2 separate regions of the Mus musculus genome follow, and region 1 is linked to region 2. Evidence: chromatin loops called from intact Hi-C (ENCODE). Cell type or tissue: heart. All regions are shown on one strand. Links, peaks and the distances in the headings refer to the core of each region. The heading gives the core; the rest is flanking DNA.

Region 1 (7,713 bases), core at 1,677-6,676, 110 kb after region 2:
ACAAAGACTTCTTTAAGTTCTCCAAATAATAGTTACCCTCTGCTGGAGAGATGGCTTAGTGTTTAAGAGCATTGGCTGCTCTTCCAGAGGTCCTGAGTTCAATTCCCAGCAACCACATGTTGGCTCTCAACCATCTGTAATGGGATCATATGCCCTCTTCTGGTGTGTCTGAAGACAGCAATAGTGTACACACACACATATATATATAAATCTTTTAAAAAAACAAGTTAACCCTTTATCCGCTAAGAACACAGCAACAGGCATGAAGACAAAGACCCTATGCTCCTTCTCTGCAGTGACATCCTGCTGAACAGCATACATCATTTTGTATTGTTTATATTAGTACTTTAAATTTTCTTTATTATCATTGTGCACATGTCGGTGTGGACATGAGTGTGCCACAGAGTGTGCATGTAGGTCATAGGACAACTTGTTGAATTCAGTTTTCTCATCTTATCAGTGGATCTGGATGATGGAACTCGTGTTGTCTCATCAAATGCTTCTACCTGCTCACCCATTCCCCCCCCCCCCCCATAGGTTTTTTTTCCTATGTATATTTCATGTCTATTTAAAGGTTTTGGATTATAAAGGTTCCCTCTGGCTCCTCCTTGTTCTACTAAGCTGAGAGTTTGACTCTGTGGATTCCCTTTCATTTGCTTTTATGTGCTCGCAATTTCATGACACATCCGGATGTCACGATGCTGAGAAGAATGACTGGTCTAGTTGGATCTGCCCACACTGACATATCTATGCCTTGTGGAATTTCAAGTACCCAAGTTAATGAGTGAAACTCTCCTAGAGTCAGTGCCTGGTCAGTTGGGTCATGGTTCTCTTCTGGATGGACTTTAACTTATATAACTTGCATTCCCCCAAGCTTCCTTCTTACCATTTGTTAGTTTATTTCTCTATTATTTTCACACATGACATTGGACATTTTCCTGTAAACTACAGAGGCCAGTTGAACTTTCAAAAAAATTGTTTTTTGGTTTTTTTTTTTTTTGATGAGTGATTTTTCTTTTGTGTGTTTATGTTCATATGTGGGAATTTGCTTGCACATGTGTGTGGTGGTTGACACCCACGACTTTTACCAGCATGCTGGGCATCAAACTCAGGTCCTGATGTTTGAGGAGCAAGCACTTTACCTACAGAGCAATCTCTCTAGCTCCTTAGAACAAAGTTTTAACATTTTTCCTTTGGCCATACTTATAGAAGACATTTTGTTCTCTCCCCAGTAGCAATATTTTTGGACTGTTTCTTCCAGTCAGCTTATTTGCAGAATTGTTTTAAGTAACACTAATTTTGCTGCAGCAATTGAAACAAATGTTTCCATTTTGAAAATGTCTACTGGAAAAATAAAGATTTGTAATTCAAATGAATGGAGGGATTGTTAGATTGTTCTTAGGAAAAAAAATGAAATGTTTATTTTTTCCACAAGAAAATATAAACACTACTCAAGACATCCATTAGTAAATTTCTCCTGAGGAGACCTAGGTTCTACAGAAGGACTTATGAACTATGATTGATGGCACAGATGTCTTAATTCTCCATTTTCATTAGACAAGTATTTGTCAAAGTGGATATACAGTGTTAGCAACTAACTGAAAACGCACAGAACTGTAACACACTTGCTTCATGTCAACTTAAGCATATAATCTGTTCAGAAAAATTATAATCCAGGGAGAAAAATGTTATATCTTCCCCCAAAGGAGACTTACTGCTTTTTTGAAGGATTGCTACAAAAATAAAATCTTTACTTATTTTAGGACATAATTGTACAATCTAGGTCTTACATTTTTTTCTATACATAAAAGCATGTGATCTCAAGGCTTATGCGAGTTAAGGCTACCTACTTGTATTAAGTTGGTGTTTATCAATGTGCTTCCAAGCAATTTTGTTGACTTTTAGAGCATTCATTAAAAAAAAAAAACCCAAAAGAACTTATTCACTCATCTGATTAAATATTAAACAAGATACCAGGCAATATTAAATATTTCAAAAGATAAAATATGAGAGGTGGGTGAATTCTTAGAATCAGGGAGAATCAGGGACAATTTAATTTAATGAATGTTTCTTGGCTGCTTTTGGATATAAGTGATAGGATCAAGCCTCTGTCTCATGCTGTCCATAGTTTTGACTATAGAATCCAAAAACTGAAACTCTGGACATAACCTTTTAAAGATTATTTGATTTAGTTTCTTGTGTTGATGAAGAAAAAAAAAAAAAGAACTAATCCCTTAAGGTCATTGGTTTATGTTTTTTAAAAAAATTTCTAGGGATAAAGATAGCCCATCCCAATACAAAGAGCCTGGCTTTGGTACTAGATAGTAATGGTTACATGAGTTACACATCAAACCTCAGGCCTTAACCCATGCAACATCTAATCTCACAAAGCCTCACAGCTATGTCAATTCTATAATGTTTTCTTTTCTTTCTCTCAGCAAGTACTCTCCTACTGAGCTGTCTCTTCACCCTTTTAAAAGTGATAAATTTAAAAACATTTGAGTTTTCCAGGTAGCCCTTAAACTTGTGATCCTCATTCTTCAGCCATTCCATGCTGGAATAAGGGATGTGTGCTTCCTTCCACCCAAGGTTTGCTCCATTATTATTTATTCTTGGAGACAGGGTTTCTCTATGTAGTTGTCTGTCCTGGAATTCACTGGGTAGAGAAGGCTCTTGAACTTGGAAAGATCCACCTGTCTCTGCCTCCAAAGTGCTGATATTAAAACACCATGTCCAGCTTTAAATCATTATTTTAAGATAGGGTCTTACTATATACACCATGCTGGCTTCAAACTCGTGGCAAGTCTCCTGCCTCCGTCTCCTCAGTGTTAGCATTACAGATGTGAGTCACCCTAGCTTGTTTATTACTATCATCATTGTTTTTTGTTTTTTATAAAAAGGATGCTCCTGAGGCTTGCAGAGAACTTCTGGGCTCTTGCTGGTCTCCTGCCTCCTGAGTAGCTTGGGCTACGTGCCATGTGCCACTTTGTTTGGCTACTGGGTTTATTTTATACTGATACTGAGGCCAAAAAGAGATATGATAATTTAGTCAAGGTCACATTCCCAGTGGTGACACCAGGATTCATACTGGAGACATTAACTCTGCAGCTTCCCAAGTGATTTTTACAGTATTTACCTTCATCGAGGGACGCAATAGAATCAGTTAAGCCTCAGTGCTGGAAAACACAAGTGGATAATGAAGTAATCTCATTCAATACTTAAATATCCTATATTGAATAATTCAGAGCCCCAAACCTTCCCTTTCAAAAATCAAGTGTCTCTTTGTGGAATAAATTGACATCAAATCCCCCCAGATTTGTCATCAATATACAATTCATAATATAATAAAACACAGACATGTCTTGTAGAGAATAAAGTTCCAGGTCTTTCTGTGGATTTCAGTTTCCAGAATCTCTGATGAATACATGTGACTAAGGAAAAGAATAGCTGAATCACATCTACAGGCGATTCCTTCCGATTAAAAATCTGTACCAGAAAGGAACACAAGGCAATCCATCTGCCTTTTAACCTCAACAGCTCTTCTGCCCAAGCCCACCAATTTACTTTGGTCCTTTTGGGTGGGTGGGTAGGTGGGGGATGGGGAATAATCCCACAGGCTAAGGCAGAAAGGAAGCATCCTGGCTTGGCTCCTGCTCTAGCCAGCAGGGGCCGAAATGCCAGTGCACCGGGTACCCGCGGTCCGCCGGGACAGCGCAGTGACCGCTGAGGCAGAGCAAGAGTCGTGATGGACGCCAGCCGTCAGGCAGTTTAGAGCAAAAGGGAAGCTTCCCAAGGGATCAGGGGGCAGAAGCGAGAAAAGCCGCGGACGGGACGCAAGCTCGCCGGTCGGCTCGGGTACAGCCGCCAGCTCACCCTGCGGAAGGGCGCGCGGCCCAGGCCCAGGCCCAGGCCCAGGCCCGGCCCGCGCATGCGCCGCGGGCCCTCCGCTCCCCTCCCTCTTCCTGGCGGGTCTGGGGCGGCGGCGGCGCGGTGACGTCAGGGCGTTGGGGCAGCTCCTGTGACAGACGGAGCTGGAGCGGCGGGGCGGCGGCGGAGTCCGGCGGCCGAGATAGCGAGTGAGGGAGCGAAGGAGCAGCGAGCCGAGAGTCCAGGGAGCGAGGAGGACCCGGAGGGGAGCGCTCAGGCGCGAGCGAGAGGACGAGCGAACGCTGGGCTAGGGCTCGAGCCCCGGAACGGCCGAGGAGCCCGCCCGCGGCCCTCCCCTCCCCCTCCCCGGGACCGGGCCCAGCGCGCCATCCTCCCCCTCCCTCCCTCCCTCCCTCCTTCCTCCCTTCCCTCTCCCTCCCCCTCCCCCGCTGGTGGATGGGAGTGAAGGACGGAAGAGGCCCTGCGGAGGCGGTGGTGCAGCGCTCCGGTAAGGCGGCGACGCTCTGCGCCCTCCCCTCTGTCTCTTCCATCGCGCTCGGGTGGCTGCGGGCCGGGCCGGCGGCCTGACGATGTGGCTGCGCCGGTCCCCTCCCTCCCATTCTCCCCTCCCCCTGCCGCCGCTGCCTCCTCCTTCTTCTTCTCCTCTCCTCGCTCTCAAAATGGCGGCCGCGACGGCCGTTGAGTGAGAGGCACCGAGGAGGGGGCCCTGGCCTGGGAGGGCGCTGCCCTGGCTCCGGTTCCTCCGACCCTGGCAGTGGGCTACTCAGGCTGCTGAGGGTTCAAGCCGTGGCCTCTCGGGCGGCATCGCCCTCCTGCCGCCGTGACTTAGCAAGAAAAGTATTCTTGGGTGGGAAGGGCGTGGATAGCAGGTCGCTCTCTGATCTTGGGGAAAGGGCTCAGCCCTCCTGGGCCGCGGAAGCGAACCCGCAGTCCCCACCCCTCCTTGGCTGGCGACTCGCCGCCGGGGCTCCAGCAGCTACCAGGCCTTCCAGGCGTCGGGTTCTCCGCTTGTCCTTAGGTTGAGGGTGGACCCGGGGAGGATGGCCCGCCGCTCAGGCCCTCGGCCCCCCGGTGCGGTGGTGGTCCAGCCTCTGCATTCAGTAAAGATCTGCAGCATCCACCCACCGAATCGGGCAGGATTTTCCTTTTTGCTACTGACTCCTCGCACGGGAGTTGTCTTTTGACGTTGCTAACACTGAGCTCCCAGGTTCTCGATCATTCCCTTCATCCCATCTCTCCACTCCATTAGGAAACGCTGTGACTATTTACCCTCTCTAGCCTCCCAGGTGAGAAAATGTTTTTTTGAGACGGTGGGCTGATTTCGTCTCCCAAGAGGAAAGAATTTCAGTCTTGAGATAGGAGAAAGCAAGGTGCCTGGCTTTATTTGTTATCCTGCCTGCTTTTTCCAGTGACTTAGCAAGAAACTCCTTGGGAGGAGCGCAGGAAATTTTCTGTTGAGGTTGGGTTTGGGTGTAATTCCTATCAGTATTTTTGGCTAAGAAATTGTGCCTTTGAAGAGTACCAGATTTGTGGTCTCATTCTCAATGGGCGATGTCATGTCAAGGATACCTCCTCCTCACCCCCCCCCCCCTTTAAGAGACAATTGGGAGAAAATAAAATTACTGCTTTTCTTACCTTTAATTTCAAACACACCCTCCTAAAGATTCACAACCTTTAAAAGATCCAGTAACATAAAGGTCATTTTAGCAATTCTCTTTTTGTTGGGTTGGCTTGTTTTGTGTGAAATTTCTTTTCTGGGGGTGGGATGGTGGAGACTTTGTTTGGGCCTCATGCCAGTAATATTGTCTTCTCTCTTCATTTTGCCACAGCAGTTGTTTGCTGTGTTTCCCCCTGCAGTAGAGCTTGATTGCTGCAGGATTCAATCCCTTAATTAGGAATATTCTTAGTTGGATATGCTAGTAATACTATGCTGAATTTACATTAAAAGCTTTAACTTTAAAATTTGATTTGGTATTAAGGCTTTAGCAAGCTTTTATTTCTAATATGTGTCTTTCAGGACATAGTTGTGCAAATAATTGGCAGTTACAAATTGTGTTTTTTTATTAACACAGAATATGAATTTAGAGTAATTTACTCCTTCACGGTCTATTTAAAAGATCATTGTTTGATTTCAGAGGGAAGGATTTTCTGTAATATATTTAAAGCTGCTGGTATATATAATTTTAAGAGTCAGAAAGGAAACCAGTTTTTTCGCAAAATATTTGTGCATATGTTGGTTTTGACAGAGCATACCCTGTTTTGGTACATCCTCCCACCCCCTTAAAAATGGGCTAATATTTGTGGCTGCTATAAGCAGCCATTGAGCCGAGAGGACTGGGTGGAGTAAGGGTGCGCCAGCAAAGCTGTGAAATGCTCAGTTGCCCTTTCACTGGGTTTTTTTCTCATCCTTAATGATTGTAAGGTTATTCAGTATTAATTGTAGGGACAATTAAGGCATTTCTCTATAGTGGATCTTAGAATCTCAGTTTTTCTACCTTTTTTTTTTCTTCTTCAAGAAGGGCATTGAGTAATTGGAATAAAGGCAGTATCCTTGCTCTGAAACAAGTACTTACTGTCCATGTGTGTGCATGTATTAAAAAAACTCCACATATGCTCTGGCTAGTTTTTTTTTTTTAATTATTCTAGCCAAATGGGTGTTAAATTAATGAATGCTAGGGATATTTGGCTACAAAAAGCATGGTATAGTGAAAAAAAAAATCTAGTTAAGAATACTAGTTTTCACTAAAATAGTTTTTTTTTTTTCTCTTGATGAACATCAAAGATGAGAAAATAGACAGTGGTTATTTTGTATTAAGAGCTCTTTAAATAGACCTTTTCTCTTGTGTTGCTTCTTGCATAGGACCTTTTCTGTGATAAAGAGCATAGCTCACTTTAGTTTCTTGTAAAGAATTGTAAATATGACAATGTAATTCTAATGAACCTTATGAGTGTTGTAACTTTGTATTTACATTTTTTGCTATTTTTCCATGTCCATTATGAAGTAGAAAGGCTATTATGGTGATGGATGAGAACATTACTATATTGTGTCTCAAATATCTTTAGCCCTACTCTTCCTAGTTAAGAGTGGTGAGCCTCCACCCCAAGCCCACGGCCACCCAGGAGCTTACTGATAATTTGATGGAGAGTACAAATGTGCTTTCATTCCTGGTACTTTCTCTGAATCTTACTTAATTTGATGGAATCAATTTTAAAAATCACAATTTTTTTTTTTTTTTTTTGGAGGCAGGGTTTCTCTGTGTATCCCTGGCTGTCCTGGAACTCACTTTGTAGACCAGACTGGCCTGGAACTCAGAAATCCGCCTGCCTCTGCCCCTCCAAGTGCTGGGACTAAAGGCGTGCGCCCGGCCCACAATTCTATATTTTTAAAAGTTTAATGAAGTCTGTTTGAATTTCTTTTTTTTTTTTTTTTCACTTGTTCATTTTTATGTGTTTGTGCATCAACTTACAAGGATTACAGCTTTCCTGTCACCATGTAGGTCCTGTGGATTGGACTCAATCAAGTCAGATTTAGTGGCACACATCTTTATCCACTGAGTGGTTTCACCACCTCTCTCTCTTGCTCCTTTTGAGATGATGTCTTATTGTTATGTATAGCCCAGGCTGTCCTTGAATTTGCTGTGGAGCTAGTCCTGACCTTGAGCTCTTGATAGTTACAGACACTCTTGCCTGGCTTAATTCTCTCTCCTTATGTATCCTAAGCAGTCCTCTAACTGCCTTTTTTCTACCTTAGAGGCCGCCTGAGTGCTGTAAAGCAGATGTGTGTCAACATACCACACTTTTAGTAGTGTATATTTTTAAGCCCTG
Region 2 (7,713 bases), core at 1,576-6,575:
CAGAATGTTCCAGCCCACAGGTGTACTACACTCACTCTCATACAGGAAGACTCACACCTCCTCCAGGTTTTGCACCCCAGTGAAGTCAGCAAGACCATCTGGGGTGGGGTGGGTGGAGGGTAAGCACTGAACTCCTGCTGACTGCAACCTTTCTAAACTACTGAAGCCTTCTGTGTACAGGAATTCTCCCTTCCTGTATGCTAGCTACCAGAGCTTGGCACATAAGGCAGGCACTTCTGCACACAACAGCAAGCTCCCTCCAAACCAGAAGAGAATAATTCAAGTCATCTCCACAAATGCTGGCAAAACCCAGGCTCAACCCTCCTCTGGGCACTAGCACGGCCTTGGCCTTTCCTCTCTGTCATCCTTGCTTAAATGTGCATCACACCCCCGGGTTCATCACGTGACCAAGCTGGTCCACGGCAGGCTTGACCTTGTAGGTGGGAATGGAGAGGACAAGAGAACCCTGCTCAGAGCTGGACATCTGAAGTAAGTATCTCAGAGCATGAGCAGTTCTGGTCGGCAAGTTGGTATCACCTGTGGAGGTTTTAGCCCGTGGGAACCACATCTGGTCTTGAGTTCTTGGAGTAGATTTGGCTCACCAGTCCCCACCTATCTATCCTTTAAGACCCTTTGGTCCAACACCAGCTAGCTGTGACCTGAGTGCTGAACTCTGCTTCTCCCCACCTCTCACTATTTGGGGGAAGGGCTGTGTGATTTCTTAAGGGGGCTTTTCCCAGGTTCCTCTGCAGAGGCGCATCCACCAACCCACATGCCCTTACAGGTAGGCTTAACAGAGCACAGCAGAAGGGGGGGGGGGGGCTTCACCCTTTTTCTATATGGCTTGGAAGGTGAAATAAGAGTTCCCCAGAGGCAACAGTAGGGTCAATCCTGTTCCTCTCTCCAAGACTGCCTGATTACATGGGGGGGGGGGGGTATGATTGGTATTCCTGATCTGCATTGTGTTGACGGTAGCAGCAGATGACTCTTCCTCTCAAACTCTTCAATTTTCCCCCTCCCCACATCCGCCGCTGAGAGGGGTATACTAGTCGCTCTGGTTAACCACCAGCACTTGCTTGACCCTGCTCTGGACTCAAAACACAAAGGGGAGGGACATGTGGACAGATACCCCAGCCATCCATTCTGCAAAAAACCTAAGCACTTGGGTCTTGCAAATCTCCAGTGACTCCTGACCTTGAGTGGCTACTCGGTCTGACAAGGCCTGCGAACCTGCAGCTCCTCCGCCCCTTGCGGGCTACCACTCCTCCCGCCCCACCGCGCGGAACAAGCTGCAGGCGCGCGCGCGCCTTTGTGCGCGGGCACACAACACACACACTACTACCTCCTGCATGACTCATCACTGAAGCAACAATAGGCAGAAAGAAAGGGAAGGAGGGCGAAGAACTCCACCACAACACTACCGACTGAAGGGTTCTGAGGGGGTAGGGGAACCAGGAATCCCTAGGAACTGCACACACACTGCTTCAGAACTGAGGCCCTCACAAGAGGCTGGAAAGCGGGGGTCTTTTCCCTTCGGCCCCTATTTAAGCAGCACTCGAAGGCTAGGGACCATAGCCAAAGCGGGTGGATGACAGTCTCATAAACCCTCTTTTAGCCTCTGAGGGCGCGCCAAAGTTTACCCTTCTTAGGCGAGCTTATAACAATGTGGCCGGGTTGTTGCCAGAAGGGCTTAGGGACACTGTTAGTGGGTCAGTGAGATGTTACTTATAGATGTCACCCTGAGATTCTGAGGATTCCCTCGCTACAGGATCAAAAACAGGAGGATCCAGCAAGAGCCTAGGTGAACATAGCTCCTCCTACCCAGGGCAAAGGCTCTCCCTGGGAGATGGCCAGCAACCAGAGCTGGAGGCCAACCCGACTCCAGGCCCCTCGCCAGCCCCGCCCAGACCCCGCCCCTAGGCAACCGCGAGGCGGTGAGGAGGGGCCGGGCCGCACAGTCCCCAGCGGGAGTGTCCCCCGTGCACGTGGTCGGGGGCGGGGCCTGACTACGTCAGCAGTCCGGGTAACCAACGGGCTTGGGACGCAGGCACACGCAACATTCCAGCCAAGAGCGGGTTTGAAACGCGCAGACACGCCACATTCCACACCGGCTAAAGCAGGGCAAGGCAGGGGGGCCTAGGGCTGCCCCCAGCGACCCGCGGGACACTCACATGCACCCAATCAGCGCAGCTCTCAGCCAAAGCTAGACGTGCGACCCAGCCCAGCTCTGGGAGGCGGGGTCAGGCGGGGCTGGCCAGGATCATAAGACACGCGATGTCATTTCATTCTGCAAAGGCCGCCTCCGCCCCAAGCAGCGCGTAGATCTGCCGGGAGCGCTCCCCGCACCCTCCAGCCCAGGCCAGGGAATCCGAAGAGCAGCTCGGCGTAGAGTATTCCCCACCCCCACTCAGTTACGCACACGCCCACTCGTGTGCTGTACAAACACACCCGTGTACAGGTCCGTTCATCCGCTCTTCCCCGGTTCCCATCACACATCATCTTGGTGCTCACACGCAAGCACACGCGGGTCTGCCACCCCCACACATCAACATCCCTCTCCCCATCCCCCGGTTCACACATCCTCAATGGTAGCGAGGGCGCCGCCCGCCCACAACTAAGGGGCCCCCCACTGAAGGTGTACGGGGGTGCCAGTCAGCTAGGGTGGTACCCGCAGAAACTGGGTCCTTCTTTGCATGTTAATGAATTCATTAATTATTTTCAACGTTCGCATCACTCCTCCCGGACGGCAGCTCTTGCGGGGAGTTTGTGCCCGGCTTTTTAGGTCGCGCCATAGAGGGGCCTCCCTGCGATTTCCAGTGGGTTCAGGGATCGGGGTCACTGGCCTCCCCTTCTGCCCAGTGCCCCAGGGGCCCAGCCGGGCCGCTCACCACGTGCTCTCTGTTGTTGCTGCGCTTGCCATTCCAGGAAGCGGGCCGCCTCCAGTAGCGTCTCTATGCTCATCGCGGCGAGAGCAGCCGGGGGCGCGCCGGGGCCGAGGCTGCGGCCCGCGAGCCAAGCACAGGTCAGGCTGGCGGGCCGGCAGGAGGGAGGGATCACCTCCGGGGGGCGACAGGGCTGGGCGGCGCAGCGCACTCCTCAGAAAAGAACGGGGGAGCACGGGGAGAAAAATCAATGTCTCCCAAAATATTTGCAAAATAAAAATTTGCAAATTAAAAAAATTTTGATGCAAAAAATAAAAAAGGCGGCACTGCCTTCTTCCTTCCTTCTTCCTCTTCCTCCCTTCCGATGCCTCCCGCCCCGCGGCCCCCGGAGTCCCGCCGACAAGAAAGGGCTTTGCAACAAGATGGCGAGGAGGCACCGACACACACAACAAGGGAAGGAGCCGCGCTGCCCCCGGCCGCCGCCCCCGCTACTACACCGGGGCCGCAGCCAAAGCCCGGACCGGAGCCCCCGCCCGCAGGGCCGCGGCGTCTCACTGAGGGCGGGGCCGCGCCAGGGATGGCCCCGCCCACCGCGCGCGCACACGTGGCTTGGGTGGGGGTGAGAAGATGGAACCAGGCTTCCTCGCTGTTTCCGCTTTCCCTACTTGCCCCTCCTCTCCGTGGCCAGCCACAAGTTAAACGGGGTTTGCGTGCTTAGGGCATTCACGGCGGGATCTGCCTTGCTGAGAGAATGGGAAGCCCAAGGCTTCGGTTAGCTGAGACAGCGGTGACACAGGTCAGGGAGACCTATAGTCTGACCCCTAGGTCTCTTCGCCCCACGTAGACACGACCTAAATCCCGCAGCCGTCCGGTCTGTCGCAATTCCCCCCGGGATCCGCCCCTGGGCGGAGCTGACAGCAGGCTGCTAGAGTCCTGACAGAGGGACGGGAGAGCTGATCCCGTTCCGGATTTTGTCTCTGTTCCTCCCCCCGCAGTGCGTTCGCATCCTATTAGGCTACATCACCAGGCCGCCCGCCAATGGGCGGGCAGGACAACACGGCATGGAGCAGCTCCACATGGACACCCCGCGCCGCCAGCCTTCGGTTTAAAGGGACAGTGTCTACAGGGTCGTATTAGCGGGTGCGGATAGGGCCACCGGGTGACGGAAGGGTGAGACACCTACAGGGGAATTCCGCAGTCCATCCCCTGCTTTACATTACCCTCCCATTCAAAACCAGGGCTTACTTCCCTTCTCCTAAATTCTTTGTCCACCGGTTTCTGATATGGGTGGGGACTAAAAGTGTGCCACTCTAGAGGGCACCTCGTTGTTGGGCCCCGGCACCAGTAATCAAAAGGAGAAGCGTCCAAAGCCCAGGCCGAGGAGGCGTGGCCTAAATCAGGAACAACAACGTGGAGGGCGGAAGCCGCGCGCTACCCTAGCGGCCCGCTGGGCGCGGGGCGGGGTCGCTCACTGTGTTGGGTTGGAACCGCGCACTCTCCTAAGCTCGCCAGTCAGTCTTTATCTTGGCTGCAGGGCTTAGGACTGTCCCTAGGTACAGTCAGAAAGATCTTTGAAGTCAGCTTGCCCAAATCATTGCACTTTGCAGGTAAGAAAACTGAGGCCCAAGTGAAGGGACTACTCCAACTGCTCCTTGTTCATTGAGCAACTCGTAGTCTAGTCAGACCTCTCTCAACCGCCAGCTGCCTCTTACCACCTCGGGTCCTCGCAAAAGTGAAGAACTATCAAACTGCAGTTCAGGAAGGGGGCTGAGCACTTACATCTTCTTGATTAGGACAACAAAAATATCCTACATCTGGAACTCTCTTTGGTGGAAAGCCATACAATCTCCATTCGTACAGTTAGCATTGAAAAGCACTAGAATATTATGGGCACAACGAAGCCGATGCAATTACTCTCAGTGCTAGGGATAGTCAGTTACCTGTTAATGCTTCAACCTCCATGGTAGCCAATGCAAGGGAAATGGAGACATGCCAGTCGGTGCTTTCAGGATCTTGGGCTCCATCGCACAGCACCGGAAACCCAACCATAAGATCGTAGAGCGGGCCACCGTGACAATCCAACCTATCCAACATTACCTGCCTACTTCAGGAGCTGCCAGGAACACAGAACAAAAGAGGGTGGCGGGTCTCCCTTCCCCTTCAGGTTTATCCTAGAGAAAGACACCCGGCACAGCTGAATGGAGTCTTTGATCTTGATGTATTGAACTGTAGCGTGTGAACCTGAGCATGAATAACTCTTATGCAAATGTCCAGTGTCACTAAGAAGCTAAAGCAAAGGAAAATACTAGGGATATACTAGGTAACATTCATTTAACAAGCACATGCCAGACAACTGGCTAAGTATGTTTATAGGTAAGACCAGGTGATCTTTAGTGAGAAGGTAGACTCTTGAGAGCCCAGTTGTCTACAGGTTAAGCAGCCTTTTCTTAGAAGCCTACAGGGGTGCAGGCTCTGCCTTTCCATCCTGGTGTCTACTTGCTTTGGGTGTTATTGCACCTGACCTACACATACTACAGAACATGGAGATGCCAGAGGTGGCGCTACCGGCCTTTTTGTTGTTGTTTTGCATGGAAGCCAACACCATTCACTCAAACTGTCCAGCTTGTCCTGTCTCCCTCAAGTGGCCCACAGCAATCATACAAAGCCAAGTGCTTCTAATCTTGTGAAGGACCAGTTCTGTGACAAAAAAGAAATTACTTTTCTGAGCAGTATTTTGAAAGCATCTCCCTTCTCTCAGGGAGAGGAAGTGAAAGTGGAATGAAGGCACACTTGAATGCTGGCCTTTCCCTTGCCCCCAGTACCCCATCTGCTTCAGGGCTTAGCAGAGATGCTTGCTATTTAAAACAAACAGCCTTACAGGCTTCACATGATCATGTTTATTTAGGTCACATGGGGACAGCAGTCAGGAGATGTTAGGCAAAACCAAGGATTTAGAAAGGCATTTGCAAGGCCTGTTATTGCCTTTAGGAGCCTAAAAATGGCCACCAGATTTTTCTCATCAACCAAGGTTTCTGGAAGTTCAGGAGTGGACAGTGGGGAGGTGAGACACCTAGAGGGAGGCACAGAAGAGGGAAATGAATGGGAGGGCTGTTTTAGTTTCCTGTTCCAATGGGTGGAGCCAGGGCATAAGTTGGCAAGCACATTCACTCAAGGGAAAGTCTAGTTTGATGTTTCAGCAAAAGCTTCGCTGGGTTGGAGAATGATCCCAGAGCCAGCCATCTTCTAAAACGTACTCAAGTCCTGTTGTGTCTTTTCTAGCTGCTGAGGATGTCTGGGTCAGGAGGGCAACAGGATCTTCTATCACTTTTTCATGCAGATTTCCAACGCCTTCCTTCTGTCTTGTGCTATTCCTCAATGCCTACTGCTCATTCCATAGCAAGCCTTCCTCCCTTGTCTGTGCTGAGTTCCTGTCCTCGTACCATTCATCCCGACAGAGCCACACACTTACAGCTCCAGTGCTCTAGGAAATGACTTCCCTGACCACAATGGGATGTGGGAACGGGTGTGGAGCTCAATACACACATATTCACACTATTCATACTATTCTAGGAGACGCCCCATCCTTTTAGCCTTGACTTGGTATCTTGATTAGTTTTAGGTAACTTTTCACCAGTCATAATTAAAACAAGGCCAAAGGGAAAGAGCCATCTATAAATAAGGGACATTAGACAGCTATGCTCAGGGATACACTAGGTAACATTCATTTAACAAGCACATGCCAGACAACTGGCTAAGTATGTTTATAGGTAAGACCAGGTGATCTTTAGTGAGACGGTAGCATTGGCTTGTACACTCACATCAGGAAGAATTCATTTTGTTGTTCTCCATATTGGATACAGCAAGAGACAATGCAACTACTCCAGGCACTGCAGGCTATGAAATACTAAGTTTAAGTCGGGCTCCTAGATCTCAATTTCCTCCAACCAGGCATGGTGGCTCACACCTTACCACCTCAAAACCTGGGCTCACGCAGAGGGATGGCTTCCCAGCTTTTGAGGCCTGCTTGGACTACAAAATGAGACCGTTTCCAAAACACACCAAACAACATCGAAGAAATGAAGTGTGTTTGGGGCTGGGCTACCCTGAACCCAAGTCTTAAAGGCATCAGGATAATCGTAAGTTATGCTGGCAGAGGTACCCTTGTGAGGCCATCTGTCCAGTCATCAGTGAAGAAGGCTCCCCAGAGTCTATACTTCCCCTTCCCAAACTGGTACAGCTTACGTCCTCCTCCTGTCTAACCTACTTCCCTGCACTTCCTCACTGCATGTCACCGCTGGAAGAGCGTGATTACAAGGTCTAAGATCCCAAGAAAAGGTGATCTTATCAAAGGTCACCAAGCTGTCAAGTTGAAAACTGGCCTGATCCTCTTTTCTATCTGGGCTAGTCAAATCTGGGCAAGTACTATCTGTATGGGGTCCAGAGTCCCTGCAAGTCTCCCGGAAGTGAGTGGACAAGGAAAGAAAGCACACATGCGTACGCACACACCATTGCTAAAAACAGATAATCATTAACTCTGCTTAGTGTCGTTCCATATGCAGGTTTAGTCTGTGAATGGTTTGCCTTGGAAGAAGCTCTGACTGAGCCTGACCAGTGACAGAGGTGAAGGGTAGAGCTTTATCCAGGCACCCATCCTGGGTATGAGTACTGAGTAATACAGAGACGGAGCTCAGGCTCCAGGCCAGCCTGGTCTACAGAGTGAGTTTCAGGACAGCCAGGGCTACACAGAGAAACCCTGTCTTGAAAAACAAAAACAAAAACAAACAAACAAACAAACAAAAAAAAAAAAAGGAAGAGAAAGAAGGGGAGCTCA

Evidence for each region. A loop is a pair of places that touch in the nucleus more often than their neighbours do. Peaks named below come from ENCODE experiments on the same cell type or tissue, not always from the same donor. Only the 100,000 strongest peaks of a DNase experiment are listed, where the experiment ranks them.
Region 1: it touches region 2 in a loop (1.9-fold over the local background); 7 of 42 quality-filtered maps call a loop at or near these places.

Annotation. Positions count from the first base shown.
Region 1 is chr11:74,720,661-74,728,373 of GRCm38, reverse strand. It overlaps Pafah1b1 (platelet-activating factor acetylhydrolase, isoform 1b, subunit 1), which reads left to right and starts at 3,990. Exons shown (of 11, transcript NM_013625.4): 1 at 3,990-4,375. In heart, for the core only: a CTCF peak has its summit at 3,675 (motif pointing right); DNase peaks (open chromatin) are centred at 2,963, 3,963 and 4,523; H3K4me3 peaks cover 3,516 bases; H3K27ac peaks cover 3,053 bases.
Region 2 is chr11:74,826,577-74,834,289 of GRCm38, reverse strand. Mnt (max binding protein) reads right to left here and starts at 3,366. Exons shown (of 6, transcript NM_010813.3): 1 at 2,889-3,366. The coding sequence starts at 2,961. It also overlaps a transcript of Mettl16 not described here. In heart, for the core only: CTCF peaks have their summits at 3,324 and 4,322; DNase peaks (open chromatin) are centred at 2,029, 2,939, 3,429, 3,879 and 4 weaker places; H3K4me3 peaks cover 3,622 bases; H3K27ac peaks cover 3,311 bases.